Linked DNA regions of Mus musculus: region 2 is linked to region 1. Evidence: chromatin contacts called from ENCODE Hi-C or POLR2A ChIA-PET data. All regions are on one chromosome and are shown on one strand. Each heading gives the region's core, a stretch centred on a gene start or an enhancer-like site at or near the end of the contact. The rest is flanking DNA. Distances are from core to core; before and after follow the strand shown.

Region 1 (7,172 bases), core at 2,413-4,912:
AATCCTGTAACTACCAGATCTTGTTACCAGAAACCCACCATGTCCAGTCTCATTCACCCAGCAAGAGGTACACCTGCTTGAACTATCCACCACCAGGTAACTGACCCGATGGGTCGAAAAGGGACCGAGAGGCAGAAATCTCAACTCTAATACCCACACCAAATAGATATCCCCCACGTTCTCGTTTTTTACAGTTGGAAGGACAGCCATTGTGGTAATTAAGATTGTCAGCTTGATTAGATTAAGAAACACCCAAGAGATTAGCACACCTCTGAGTATATCCATGAGGGTATTTCTAGAAAGGATGTACTAAGGGGGCTAGAGATGGAACTCAGTCAGTACAGTGCTCATAACATATGCAGAGCCCTGGGTTCGATTCCCAGCACCATAAATCAGGTGTGGTGGTGCAAATTAATAATTCCAAAACTCCGGAAGTTCAGGAAGGAGTGTCAGAAATTCAAGGATGACCCTCAGCTATGTATGAAGTTCCAGGCCAGCCTGGGATACTGAAGCCCTGGTTTTGTTTGTTGTTGTTGCTGTTGTTTTCTTAAGGGAGGCAGATAAGAAGGAAGGAAGGATTAATGAACCGGGAAAGAACCGTATGAAAGTAAGGGGTTCCATCTCACAGATCGGATGGAATTAAGAGTAGAAAACAAGAACCTGGCATGGTGGCTCACACCTGTTACATGACCTGCCTGAAGTGCTTGAAACCCTAGCAATAAAAAAAAAAAAAAAAAAGAAAAGAAAAAGAAAAGGGGGGGGGAGAAAATAGTCTAGAAGAGCAGACATTCTCTCTCCCTCTCCCTCCCTTCCTCCCTCCTTCTCCTGCTGCTCCCTCCTTCCCACCAGGCTTGGTTTTGTCACACCCTCCCTATCAAGATGAAGTTGAAACCTTGAGACAAAATAAAGTGACTCTCTCCAAAGTTGTTTGCACCAAGTATTCTATCCTTACGACACAAAGTCCAGAACACCATTCAAATCTGTCGCCTGTAGATGCTGAGCGCATTCACAGCAGGCCCTTGCCCCACCCAACCTCATCTGGGCCACAAGGCTATCGGTTGGAGCCATAAAGGGAATACACCCAAACCGTAAGATGTGTGGGCTGCAAACACCTGGCCCACTCTGTTTACAAAGGGCAAAGTTCCCGTGGAAAGGGAGGGCTCGCCCCACCCATTCTTTGAGTGCCACCCACAACCTAAGAGGAAAGCAGGTCAGAGAGACTGAGAAACAGGCCGAGTTCACAAAGCTCACAGTTCAAAACGGAGGCCAGCAGTATGAGTTTCTCCACGTGCTTCTAAATCCTTCAGATGAATATGGCCAGCATTCTGCCTACGTATTCCAGAGCCCCATCCCTCCAGCCCCTGCTAACTTCAACCTCTAGGTTCTGAGATCTCCCATAGAACCTGGCTCGTGGTGGATCCCACACACTTGGGCTTCTTACTGGTCAGCACCGTCATGGCATTGTACAAAAGAGCGAGAAAACGACAGGATGTTTACTCCGAGGCCTGGTGGAAGCCTTTTCTGTCAGAAATGTCTCCCAAAAGCTGGACACCCATAGGCATGGTGCCAAAAACTCAACAGAGAATCTGTGTTCCATTACATTCAACTGAACCTAGCAAGCAAAAGACATTCTGGATAAGATTGGGTGGGGCAAGGGTCTGGATGGATGTTTACTGCACAAGGCTAGCCCTCCTACTCACCTTCCCCACCTGACTCCCCTCACACAAGACCCAGATTCCTTCAGCTTCCTCTTTCTGTATCATTCCTAAACCCACCCCTTCACACCCCAAGACAATAGACGAAAAGCACCCCAGTTCTGGATGCACTCCAGGTCCTCTCTCTGTATCTATCACTGGGTGTGGTGGTTTACAACTTTAATCTCAGCACTTAAGAGGCAGAGACAAGCCAGTCTGTGAGTTCAAGGCCAACCTGGGCTGCGCTGTGAGACCCCATTTCAAAAAAGAAGAGAAGAGAAGAGAAGAGAAGAGAAGAGAAGAGAAGAGAAGAGAAGAGAAGAGAAGAGAAGAGAAGAGAAGGGAGGGAAGGAGGGAGAGGGGAGGGAGGGAATAGCTCAGGATGACAGACTCAGTACATTTGGTAGTTTGAATGAAAATGGCCTCCATAGGCTCTTAGGGTGTGGCACTGTTAGGAGGTGTGGCCTTGGTGGAAGTGTGTCACTGTGGGAGGGTTTTGAGGTTTCAAATGTTCAAGCCAAGCCCAGTGTCACTCTCTCTTCCTGTTGCCTGCTGATCCAGAGGTAGAACTCTCAGCTCCTTCTTCAGCACCATATTTGCCTGCATGCTGCCATGCTTCCTACCATGATGATAATGAACTAAACCTCTGAACTGTAAGCCTGCCCCAATCAAATGTTTTCCTTTTTAAGAGTTGCTGTGGTGGTCGGGCAGTGATGACGTATGCCTTTAATCCCAGCACTTGGGAGGCAGAGGCAGGTGGATTTCTGAGTTGGAGGCCAGACTGATCTACAGAGTGAGTTCCAGGACAGAGAAACCCTGTCTCGATAAAGAAAAAGAAGAAGAAAAGAAAAGGGAGAAGGAGAAGGAGACGAGGACGAGGAGGAGGAAGAGAAGGAGGAGTTACTATGGTCATGGTGTCTCTTCACAGCAATAGAAACCTAACAAAGACAATAGACAAAGAATAGACTGTGAACCTGAGCAATATACCTGTTGAGGTCCCAAGTTGGGGACATGCCTCTGTGACCGTAGCAGATAGAGTGACCGCTGACCCTTGGTTAACCTCACAGATAGGAGCCGCAAGGTCCGGACAGGCAATACTCGGTGTGGAACGTAAGAGAGAGCCTGGGGTTCCTTGCAGCCTCTCTGTGTTTCTCAAACTCCATGTGGTGACTCACCAGTGGGTGTGAAATCAAGAGAAGGGTCAAGGCTATATTTAGAAAACGGTGTGGGGAGCCTTCCTGGAATAGAGCAGGAAGCTGTGGCAAGTGAAGGTAGCATGCTTGTTATTAGAGAAGGATAAATCTCATATCGGCTTCTCAGCAACATCCCATTAGGCGGCACCTTTCAGACTTCCTTAACTGTGTTCAGAGTTCTCACCTGTGTGACTTGCTCTCTGTCCTCAGCAGATTGGAATGCTAAGCTCCTTAGGAGTTAGGAGTCACATCTCCCAAGTGCCAGCCCCGATCCCAGGCTCTACCACCAAACTAGGCTCAGACCAGGAAAGCAGGTGACAGTCTAGGAAGTATCCACCAATGAAAAAGATTAAGGTGGAAAAAGAGGGGACCCACCATGGACAGATGGTGGGGATTCCCATCAGCCCCTCCACTGCAGACTGAGTAGTTATGCGGACTCCCATCAGCCCCTCTGTTTTACAGATGAAGGGGTGGGGAAAGAAGAGCTAGGACTGAGACCTGTGTTTGTATGGCCCTTGCCAGGAAACTCATACACATGTGGGAACATACATGTGAGGGCAGAGACAACACAGCATCCTGTTTTTGCCTTTCTCAGGATTTTCCAATTCCCTAAAGGAAAAAGAAGGCTGGGCACACCCATCTTCCTCTTTGTCCCACCCTATATCCTTCTCCATCTCTTTTGAGGTTGATTTTTTTTTCTCCCTAGCTCAGTACCCCCTCCCCCAAATACCAGCCAACTGGTTACCCAGGCAACTCAGCTGGGAGGCTGCCAGTTACCGTGGCAACCCAGCATGGCCACCGGGCTGTCTTGCATAGGAAGGTCAGGGGACCAACCAGGCTACCAAGCAGCTGGGAGGTTGCTAACAGGACTGGCCCAGGCTGAGAGGCCTACATGCCTGAGGGAATTAAGTTCCTGCTGTCTGGGACCTCTGTTTCCCATGAAGCAGCCTCCTCCAGTAAGGAGCATGAACCACACGCTAACCTCCCTGGTTCTGTCACCCAAGCCTGATCCTGCCAGCCAAACTTTTTTTTTTTGGGGGTCTCTTCTAGTCCTGGTTGGCCTGGAGCTCACTATGTAGAACCCTGTCAGCCAACCTTTTAGGTTTTATTTGTGTGTGTGTGTGTGTGTGTGTGTGAGAGAGAGAGAGAGAGAGAGAGAGAGAGAGAGAGAGAGAGTGTGTGTGTGTGTGTGTGTGTGTGTGTGTGCTCGAGCGCACGCTCTCTTTCACACATGTCACAGTGTGCATGTATAACTTAGAAGGCAGGAGTCAGTTTTCTTTCTTCCACCACGTGGGTCCCAGGTATGGACCTGAGATTCCTAGCCTTGGGAGCAACCCCTTCACTTGCCAAGCCACCCACCACTTTTTTCACTGTCACTGTCACCTCTCACAAGAAACAGTTTCTCAGACTGAGTAGCCACCGGCTGCTGGTCAGCCTGATTCAGGATTCCCCTCTTCCCAACACGCGCAGAAGTCAGCGTATTCGCAATATAAGTGTCTCTACGTGTACTCTCTAGTTCTTGCTACGCTGGTCACACTCTGGGTGTTATTGGTAAAGTTACCTTGATGGAGTACAAGTGTGTTATCTCACTTTGCATATGGAGCCACCAAAACTTGGAGAAATCCAGGGACTTGCACAAGGTCACAAAGCTAAGGTATGGACAGACTGACATCCTGAAACCCCTTGAGTGGCTTACTCCACCCCTCTCCCACCCTGCCGCACCTGGCTTTGGCTACTAGACTTTTTAGACATTAAATGATTATTTGGAGGCTGATTCATCACTCACACTATGCTTCATCTTCACCTCTAGGAAGAGGTCTTTCGTGTTCTTGCAGGATAGCTTAGAACCGAGACCCAGAGGTGTTTTCTGTTTTGTGTTTTGGAGACAGCATCTTGGTATGTAGTCCAGGATGGCCTAGAACTTGAAACCCCCTGAGTGTTGGGATTAGAGGGATGCACTATCACACCAGACTCTAAAACCCAGAGATTTAAAGAAACTTCCCAGGGTACTGAAACTATTTGGGAAAATCTTTACCTGTGAGGATCACCTAACAGGAGTCTCTTTCTGAGCCACGCTATAGAACAGTGGTTCTCAAAGTGTGGGTTGTGATGCCTTTGGGGTCAACTAAGCCTTTCACAGGGTTCAATTGAGACCATTGGAAAACAAAGGTATTTATATTACAATTCGTAACAGTAGCAAAATTACAGTTATGAAGTAGCAACAAAAATAATTTTATGGCTGGGGATCAGCACAACATGAAACTGTATTAAAGAGTCAGAGCACTAGGAAGGCTGAGAGCTGGCTCAGTGGTTAGAGCACTGACTGCTCTTCCAAAGTCCTGAGTTCAAATCCCAGCAACCACATGGGTGGCTCACAACCATCTGTAATGAGATCTGGTGTGTCTGAAGACAACTATAGTGTACGAATGTATATTAAATAAATAAGTATTTTAAAAAATAAGAAAAAATGGCTGAGAGCCACCACTGCTACAGAATATGATTCACTCAGAACAGTCATTTGCCCATCTCCTGCTCCCTTGTAAGACCTTGAATTTTTTTTTAACAATATTGTGGGACCCTGACTTGGGGAAGTTAAAAAGAAAACCACTTTTGCATCCTAGGACCACAGTGGACTACTCCCACCCCAGAGATGAAAAATGTCAGAGGGACTGGAAAAAGAGAAGCCTGGATTCCCTGCCTATCTGTGACTCTAGCAGGTCCCTGAGCACTGCAGTCATCATCTACCAAAACAGCTGTGTGTCCCCACTACTGTCCTTTCATATCTGCAGTGACATAGCCCCAGGTTCAGGTGAGGCAAACAGGCCGACTGCAGTCTCCAGACAGCCCCTGGTGTTCACGAGGACCCAGAAAAGAGGCAAAATCAAGAAAATGACCTCAACACCAGAGCCGGGTTGAACTTAACAAGCTAATTGCTAGCATTTGACTAATTAGAAGCAAATTGGCACTGGCAATTAGAGGTGCACGATCTTCTCAGGTGATGGTAGTCAGACTCGGTAGACAGTGACTTCAGCAATAAGGAGAGACCTCCGGTCATCATGCACTCTGGGCCAGCTCCCTCAAGTGCAGAGTCTCCACGCACAAATGAAACCATGAAGAGCCCTAAAGTCTGGACCGATCACCCTGTCTCCTACCGGCACAGGTGTCTCCATACTACCCGGAATCCACGAAATAAGGACCAATGGCCACAGGTCTACAGAGATAAGCAGGTCACCTCAGAACCAACTTTCCCAACTGCATTCCCGACAGCCCACCTGTCTGGCTTCTGAGTGGTTGCACAAGAAACACAAACATGACATTAGTTCTTGCTACTTCTGAAGGGGTTTGAAACAATGAAGAAAAGCAAGTTAACACCATAAAAGATGTTATAATTTATTCAATGGTGATCATGCCATACAATTGTGTGTGTGTGTGCGTGCACATGCGCGCACATTCCTGAGAGTGTGTACACTCCTGTTTGTGTATGCCTGGGAGTGTGTACACTCCTGTTTGTGTATGCCTGGGAGTGTGTACACTCCTGTTTGTGTATGCATTAGTGTGGAGGCCAAAGGCCAATATTGGAAGGCTTTCTCTACTGCTCTCCACCTTATTTTTTGAGACAGGGTCTCTCTCTCTCTCTGCATCTGGAGCTCAGAACTTGCTTAGACTTGCTGGCCAGCAAGCTCCAAGAATCCTCTTATTCCCCCCCCCCCGCCCCCCAGTGCTGATTACAGACACATGGATGTGCTCTCCTGCTCCACACAGTAAACACGGCCCTGTGTGAGCCATCTCTATTCCCCCAGCAAGTGTATTCTGTTTTAAGAAAGATTTATTTTTATGAATTTTTTTAAACTCCTGGGGGAGTCTGGGTATGTGCACGTGAGAGCAGGTGCATTTGGAGGCCACAGGTGTCAGGTCCTCCTGCAGCTGGAGTCACAGGTGGCTGTGAACACCTGAAGTCAGGGCTGGGAACTGAACTCCAGTCCTCTGAAAGAGCAGTGCAAGCCCTTAACCACTGAACCAGTCCACCAGTCCTACAAAATGCATTCTTGTACAAAACTGCTAGGAATGTAAATGAGTGCTTTTGAATGTAGAATCTGGCAAACTTTATCCAAATATTTTTTAAATACGCACTTATTTTATTTTTAGAAATGTTTCCAGAGGAAAACATCATTGACAAGTGTAGTGATTAGAATATGTATATATTCATTATATCTTTTTTTAATAAAGGGTAAAGAAAAAAACAAAATATCTACATTCAACATAAAGGTAAAAAATTAGAACAAAA
Region 2 (7,549 bases), core at 4,456-6,955, 38 kb before region 1:
GGCATCCCTAGGGGGATAAATGGCCCAAATATGGCAAATGCTGAAAGAAGGGGGATCTGAGCTTGTGGGAGCTTGGACCAATGAGAGGAAAGGATTCTGAGCATTAGGAGGTGCTGAAGATGGGGTGTTCCACAGGTGAACGGGAAGCAAACACGCCACCATCCAGTGGAACAGGTTTGGCATGTTTCTTCTGATGCCATCTCATGGCCCCAGGAGATTTTTATATGGGAAGCCAGTTCTAGTCAATAACAGCAAGTAGTGTTGAGCAATTCCTCTCTTCAAGTCTCTTGGCTTTGGTCACTCATTTTAGGACTTACTGACGAGCAGTCTATGCTCAACTTTCTTAGAGACCGGGTCATCCCAATAAGCTTCCCAGATCTGGTCCTGGATCTGCCCAACACAAAGCTCTAAGCTTCCCAGATCTGGTCCTGGGTCTGCCCAACACAAAGCTCCATCCTGCTACCTCAAGCCACGCCCCCCAACAGATGTCCACCATTGACCAGATGTCCTGATTTCTAACTCTGGTAGCATAAGCTCCATCCCATAGAACAGTGAAGTCTTCCTGAAGTTCCTGGGTTGGATCCCCTATCTACCACATGGAAAACTACATTGTGTATGGCAATCAAACAAAGGCAATCAAACTCAGAAGTCTCCAAAGCCAGGAGAAAGGGGTTGAGCAGTTTGATATCATGTGTGATTAGAGGCTACGCTAGCTCTGGAGCCTTGGATCCCATGGCAAAGCTTGGAAAGCTAAGGCAAGACCTTCTTGACCTTTGCATCCAAAAGAAGGCATGCTGAATGGACCACATATCTGCCCTCCCTCTTGGCTTGAATATCTTTAAGGAAATTCTTATCTCCAAGAACTTGGCTGGACTCTCTGACTCTCTATTCTAGACCTATTCAAAGCCAGGAGAAAATTTTATCAGTCAAGCTTGATGCTGTATGCCTATATAACCCTAGCCATTATGGAGGGAGGCAAGAGAATCATAAGTTCAAGGCCTCTCTTGAACATAGCAAGTTCAAGGTCCATCTGAGTAGCATTGTCAAACCCTATCTCAAAATAAAAACTAATTGGGGCTGGGGGGTGACTGGAGAGATGGCTCAATGGTTAAGAGCACATACTGCTCTGTTAGACCAGAGATCAGTTCTCAGCATCCATGTTATATAGGTTATAACTACCTGTAATTATACCCTCTGGACTCTATAGGCCCTTGTACTCGTGTGCACATACCCATATGTAGAAACATACACACACAAAATTTTATTAGAAGATCTTAAAGTGGATCGCCGTGATGGAGCAGGAGCAAGGCCCTGGGCTCAACTCCAGCGAGGAGCTGGGAACCCATAGCAATAAGGGGTTTATATTTTGTGTTGTTTTATTTCGTTTGTTGGTTTGAGTCAGGGTCTCACTAACTCTGGCTGGGCTGAAACTCACTGTGTGGAACAGGAAAATGTCTATCTCCCAGAACCCACCTCCCTGACTTCCAAGTGCTGGAATTAAAGGTAGGTACTACCACACCTAGCTCATATCAAAGGCTTTTTGAAGAAAGCTGCCACCAGTAGGAGAAGCGACCAGAGATGACTTAAGAGAAGTATCTGTCGCCATCACTGGTCTTCCCCAAACTCCAGTAAACCATGAGATGGCCCCGTTCTACTGTGTACCCTCAAGTGGCTGAGATCTTTAATGTGCCGTTCTTGCATCGCTTTTGTTTTGTGCCCCTCCTCCCCCTCCAGCTAGTCTGAACAGCCCATAGTATCTGCCAGAAGCTCCGGGTTCAGGCTTTACCATATCACCATTCCAGAAACCTTGCAGAGAGGGGACTCTCTGGCACCTGGGCTTGACCTCTGGGACCAGAGCCCTATGCAACCTCAGACAAGATCACCACACTTCTCTGTGCCCAAGGAGAGCTTATGGTCTGCTACATACTCCTTCAACATAACAACCTGCCTAATATAGAAATTTCTTGAACTAGAAGAGCCTAATTTGTGCTTCTGAGAAAGGACCAAAAAATGTACCTCAGAAAAAGAGAATCCAGTTCAATTTCCAGGGTGGTTCCAACTTAATCTCCCCCCAATGCTTCTGCACCTACAAGTCTACACACATGTTCAGAGAAACCACAAGCCTGAGGGTCTGGTAACTGGGGACCTGCCTGGGGAATCCCACATATTTTTCAGACTCTCAGGTCTAAATCCTCAGAAGGGGAATGATTCTGATGCTCTAAGGCCTCTGGGAGCCTCCGATTTGGAAGAGTAACCATCTATAGTTGAGCGCTCAGGAGAAGCCAAGACTTCAGGCACTAGAAATTGAACATTGTAAATGTCCCTTCCCTAGCCACATAAAGAGATGTTTATAAATGACTGATACTAGGTACCAAGACTCCCAAGTGCAAAACAGACCTTGTGTACCGCTCCCAAAATATACTCCACAAATCCCCTCTGTGGTTTCCGAGGGCAGATGATATCATCATTTCTAAAAGACGACTCTGGACAGGAGCTACAAGCCCCAGCCCAGCAGCTGGAAAGGAGTCTCCATTGGAGTCATCCAGGACACGGAAGAGGAAGTAAGAGCTGACCCCTGGCCAGTGGCCTTGTTTTGGAGAGGAAACCTCCTTTATCTTGGGAACTGCAGGGAAGCCAAAACTCAGTTTGAACTCCCTGGGCGTGAGGGCTGCAGAGAAAGGGGCCAGGATGGGATCAGAAACTGAGCCTGCAGGAGGCTGCCCGAAGGAGGCCTTAGCAGAGGATCCGCTTAGAGAAAATGCTGGAAGCAAAATCTGTGGACTACATGGGCCAGTAAAACTTCAAATATTGAAATCTGAGGAACCAATGTAAGGCTGCCAAGCTTTTGGTTTTTGCCAAATAAGGAAATCATAAAGCCCAATACCATCTCTCCTCACTGTCCACCATGAAAAGACAGGAAGCTGTAACCTCAGGATATTGTAACACATCTCGCATCACAAGAGAAGTCCTTCACACGAAATACAGTTTGCTTTCAAAAAGAAGAGGAGGAAGAGGAAAAAGAGGAGAAGGAGGAGAAGAAGGAGAGGAAAAGGAAGAAAGGGAGGAAGGAAAGGAAAGGAAGAAGGAAGGAAGAAAGAAAGAGAAAAAGAAAAATACATTCTCTTTGCTTTTCTTAATTCATCTTATCTGCCATAAGCCAAAACTTGAAACCTTGGGACTCAAAGGGCAGATGACCTCTCTATGACTGTTTTTAATTTGAGCATAAGAGTTAAGAAAAAAGATCCTAAACTTTGGAGATTTTGGCCTCCCTTGGTGCTGGCCATGGGTGGGGGTGGAAACCACAAGCATGTTAGCTTAGCCTCTGGGAAGATACCACTGCCAACTACAGAGCACCAGGAAGGGTTTGGTAACTTTATGATTTAATGTTCACCGAGGCTCCCTCTCCACCCTGGATCCCCATGCTTCTATGAGACTCTAATTTTATTGTCCTCTTTACATTTTAAATAATTCAAGTTGAAGACAGAAAGACAATTTGGCTGAGGTGATAAATAATACCTGAGATATTCAGTAGGCTGTGGGCGTGGCTGTGAGCACCCCATCAGCAAGACACAGTTGGAGGCCACAGAGTAGGGCTTCTCCACCCAAAGGAGTGTTTTCTACATTTGGCTGGGGTGGGGGTGGGGGTTGGGGTGAACCAGCAGAGGGAGGCACATAAAGAACGGAGCTGACTGACCAGAGGGACGTGCACCAGGACCAGCACGTGATTAGGAACTGGGTTAGGAACTGGATCATGAGTTTGCTGCTTCTTCCCACCGACTCACAGAGGGCAGCCTCTCTCAGCTCCTTCTTCATCTGCACCGGGGGAATAGGTGCTCCCTGCATTATTACAGGGAGCCCCATGAGGGTCAGAGTCGGCTCCCTTCCACCTTTACCCATCCTGTACCTGATGCAGTGCCAAGAGAGGGAGAGCTGAGAATGCATGTCCCGCACTGGCAAGGACAGCAGATGAACACACATTGCTGATGTCCCGCACGGGCTAGGACAGCAGAGTAGACACACATTGCTGTGGCTCTGAGCTGGAATACTGATACAACCAATGATTGTTGCTGCTGCCTGTGGGCCAGAACCCTACACGGAGGCTTCTACCAAGCAGTCAATACTGGAAATTCTATTTAGAAGAAGCTGGTGACATAAATGAGAAATATTTTCTTTAAATTCCCACAATTTAAAAAATAACCACACCACACAAACTGCTAATTACACTGTTACTGAGGGGCAGTGTGCTTGGCCCATCCTATCCCCACCCCAAGGCACTGAGTTCCTGTTTTTGCCAAATTCACACTGCCTATCACACACTCAAACACTGATTTCCTCAAAGGCAGCAGGCAACCCTGGTTTTCTCTTCCAGATTACATCTCCACAGGGAGCCGAGAACTCCTGGGCGGTTGCAACTTTAGAACATCCCCCAGCACCCCCTGATATTCATTTCCAACCACTCCAGGTCTGTCTCTAGCTCTTCTAATGCATATCTCATCACCCCTAAATCTACTTTTCAAATCCAACCTCCATGTTCTCGCTGAGCCCCATTCATCCTGGCCCACCCACCATCCCAGCCAGATCCCGGCTAAATCCTGTCTCACAGCATGTGCTGCCCACAAGGCCAGTTACAGCTCAAATGGGCCCTGGCAGCAAACCAAAGCCGCCTGCCCATCAACCTCTCTTAGGTAGTCTGCCGAGTTCTGCCTCTTGCGGCTTGATAACACGCAAACCCAGAACAGCATTCAGCCAGCCTCACCCTCCGCCTCTAATCACTTTCCCGTCCAAATATCCATATCCAGGCATAATGCCAGCCCCACCCACCTAAGGCATTGGCCTCCCTCCTGCCCTGCACTGAGAATAAAGTGCTCCTGGCATTTGTCTCTCACAGCTCTGACTCTCCCTGCTGATTCAAAGTAACTGTACATGGAGATCGTGCCGGAAGCCACTGGTTAGTTTAGCTACACCAGAAGGGAGCCAAGTGCCTGCCACACCAAAGCTCTCCCAGAGACATGAGTTCACTGGACACTCCACTACAGACCCACCTCTGTAAGGCCTCTCTCTGATCCCTTACTCCGAGTACATCGATATCCATATTTCATTCCAAAAATGAGATAGCTCCATGGGAGGCCCCAAGGTCGAGGGATCCAGGATCGTATTTGTTAGGAGAAAAGTGGGGACACCTGAAAGGGAGAGGGGGTAAGGGAGAATGGACACCCCTTTACGGTGACATAGTCCTCTCTGATGTTCCCTGGAAGGTTTGGGTAGCCCCAGTCCTTCCTAGCTAACACTTCCAAGCTCCCTAATTTTACCTTTTATGCTGAGAGTTAGAGCCCAGCTGAGAGACGCAGAGCACTCGCTGACTGAGAAGAGGAGAAGCAGCACTCCTGTTGCAAGAAATGTGCCCATGGTGGCAGCTGTGACAGCTGCCTCGGCTTCAGCTCCCATGAGAAAGAGAAGGAGCTTGGGATGAAGAATTTTCCCCAGCCTTCAGGCAAGGCTCTCGCATCAGAGCTCTTGCTCTCCCCTCCCTCCGGTGTTAACTGAAGAAACACTGGCTGAAAACCCAAGAGAAGAACTCTGAAAAGGTGATATGTGGAGTCTGGAGCTGCAGGTTGGCTGGGTCCTACATAACCTAGCAGGGCCCTGCTCCCCAGCCTGCCGCCTACTGCCCACCTTGCCTTCCGGTGCTCCTGGCTTGCTCCCTAGTAGCAGACAGCCCCCTAGCTGCAGTAGCTCCTGAAAGCAAGCCCAGCCAACTGAGCAAGCACACAGACAGTCCTGCCAGGAGCTGTCTACCGCTTTCTCAACCCCAATCCCCACCAGCAGTTCAGGTCCTGGTACCAAAGTGGTCACAGCCATAACAATGCAGGCCAAACTCCCAGCTTAGGAGCAAAGATTTTGAGATTTGTTTTTTAAATCATTCTGGTAGAAGATGTGGGTCTGACATACAGAAGTTTTAAAATACACCTTTCTCTCCTCTCCTTTTCCAATGTTCTGCATAGCACCCTCAGAGGGCCACCCCCTTCCCTTATTTTGGCACAGACAACCCAATCAGGAAACATGAGAATGGCAAAAGATGGTAGCAGTCATGGTGACAAATGTAGAAGCCAGAAATGGAATGGCCTGGCAAAGCTGGAGAGGGACTGCCAGCCCGACTTGGCATCCTTGGTTGGCAGAAGGGAAAGAGAAAGCTTTAAAGCCCAATACTCTTACTTGCTGACTTTGGGGAATGGTCCCTTGACTTCTGAGTCTAAATGTCTTCATCTGTAAAATGATGTTAAGGATGCTACCTCAGGGTACCGGTTCAATAAGAGAAGGTGTTGCAGGCAGGAGGTGTACATCAGACACTCAGCAGGTATCCACTGTCCCTCCCCATCACAATGCCACACCCGACTTTATTGCTTTTCTTCTGACTCAGGAGAGACCAGTCAACAGCCTTACTATTTACTGTTCCCTCAAGGCTTGGTTTCCTGTTTCTCTGTCCACTTTCTGACATCCAGCCTGGTGACCTCTGGAGTGGCCCTGGCCCAGTCGGCACAATGCAATGCTTCATTTCTGCTGAGGGAAATATTTGATCTGTAGGCCAAGGTGACAGACTCAGGTGGCTGACCTCCTTGCCACTGTCTCTCATGGGCTCCATTTTCAGGCTCCACGCTTGATCTCCAGGAGCACAACTTCCTATTCAGCATTTCCAGGGCAGCCAGGCTTCTCCTTAAACTTAGCCTCTCTAAAGTCAAATGAAGCTTACCCACCCTCTGACAATGGTTGATATGGCATGGTCTCCAAGAGATAGTGAGTGGAAGGTGAAGTGAATTTAGCATTCTACTATTTGAATTCAAATAATGGGGTGAGTGAATGGAGACCCCAAGAACTTGTGCATACTGAATAAATGTCCTACCAATGAGCTTCATCCCCAATACTGGGTTAAAAATGATTATGACTACTGAGATGGCTAGAACTGAAGTCAACAAATGTTAGGTTAAAGGGTAGATGTCAACCTCCAGGGCACAGAGTCTCCATTGCACCATATCAGCTTTCCCAGGGTAGGGAGAGCAGCAGCAGACAGAAATGGGACAGCATGGGAGTGTCCACAAAAGTCTCACTAAGACCTGAATTTCAGGTAGTTTTTATGTGTACAAAATAGTGTTCAGGGGCTAGAGACATGCATGGCTCAGTGGTTAAGAGCCCTGGCTGCTCTTGTAGAGGACCAGGGTTCATTTCCCAGCACCCACAGAGCTGCTGACAAAATGATAATCTGGTTTTGGTGGGTTTCCAGGTATTTAAAATATAAACACCACTGTTACCTTACAGAGCACACAAAATTAGATAGTAGGCTGTGTTTAGCTCACAATCATACTTAGCTGACCCACTCCTTAACTTAGTGCATCTTCTGTATCCTAGGAAGAGCATAGTATGCACAGGTAATGAAGGCCATTCTAAGGGGACTGGGGTAGATCTGAGGTAGGCAAAAGGGAGGTTTGTTATGGAATAATCTCTCTCTCCCTCTCTCTCTCTCTCTCTCTCTCTCTCTCTCTCTCACACACACACA

What was found. Hi-C counts contacts between places; a loop is a spot of excess contacts on that map. ChIA-PET counts read pairs that join two places held with the same protein, here RNA polymerase II (POLR2A).
Region 2: a map of gastrocnemius shows a loop between it and region 1 (2.6-fold over the local background). The contact joins two enhancer-like sites. A Hi-C loop is called at or near these places in 11 of 37 maps with a recorded cell type or tissue (Patski, adrenal gland, gastrocnemius and 2 more). POLR2A ChIA-PET finds 5 or more read pairs at or near these places in 1 of 5 experiments (Patski).

The regions. Positions count from the first base shown.
Region 1 is chr1:133,184,666-133,191,837 of GRCm38, reverse strand. It overlaps a transcript of Plekha6 not described here. Among named protein-coding and RNA genes, the nearest start is that of Gm51648, 26 kb to the left of the region's middle. RefSeq lists an enhancer at 2,345-5,858. Within about 2 kb of position 3,662, at least 1 of the 3 ENCODE cell types and tissues checked has a DNase peak (open chromatin) inside an H3K27ac peak, as active enhancers do; it is gastrocnemius, where a contact is called at or near this core.
Region 2 is chr1:133,224,331-133,231,879 of GRCm38, reverse strand. It overlaps a transcript of Plekha6 not described here. Among named protein-coding and RNA genes, the nearest start is that of Gm51648, 14 kb to the right of the region's middle. Within about 2 kb of position 5,705, at least 3 of the 3 ENCODE cell types and tissues checked have a DNase peak (open chromatin) inside an H3K27ac peak, as active enhancers do; they include gastrocnemius, where a contact is called at or near this core.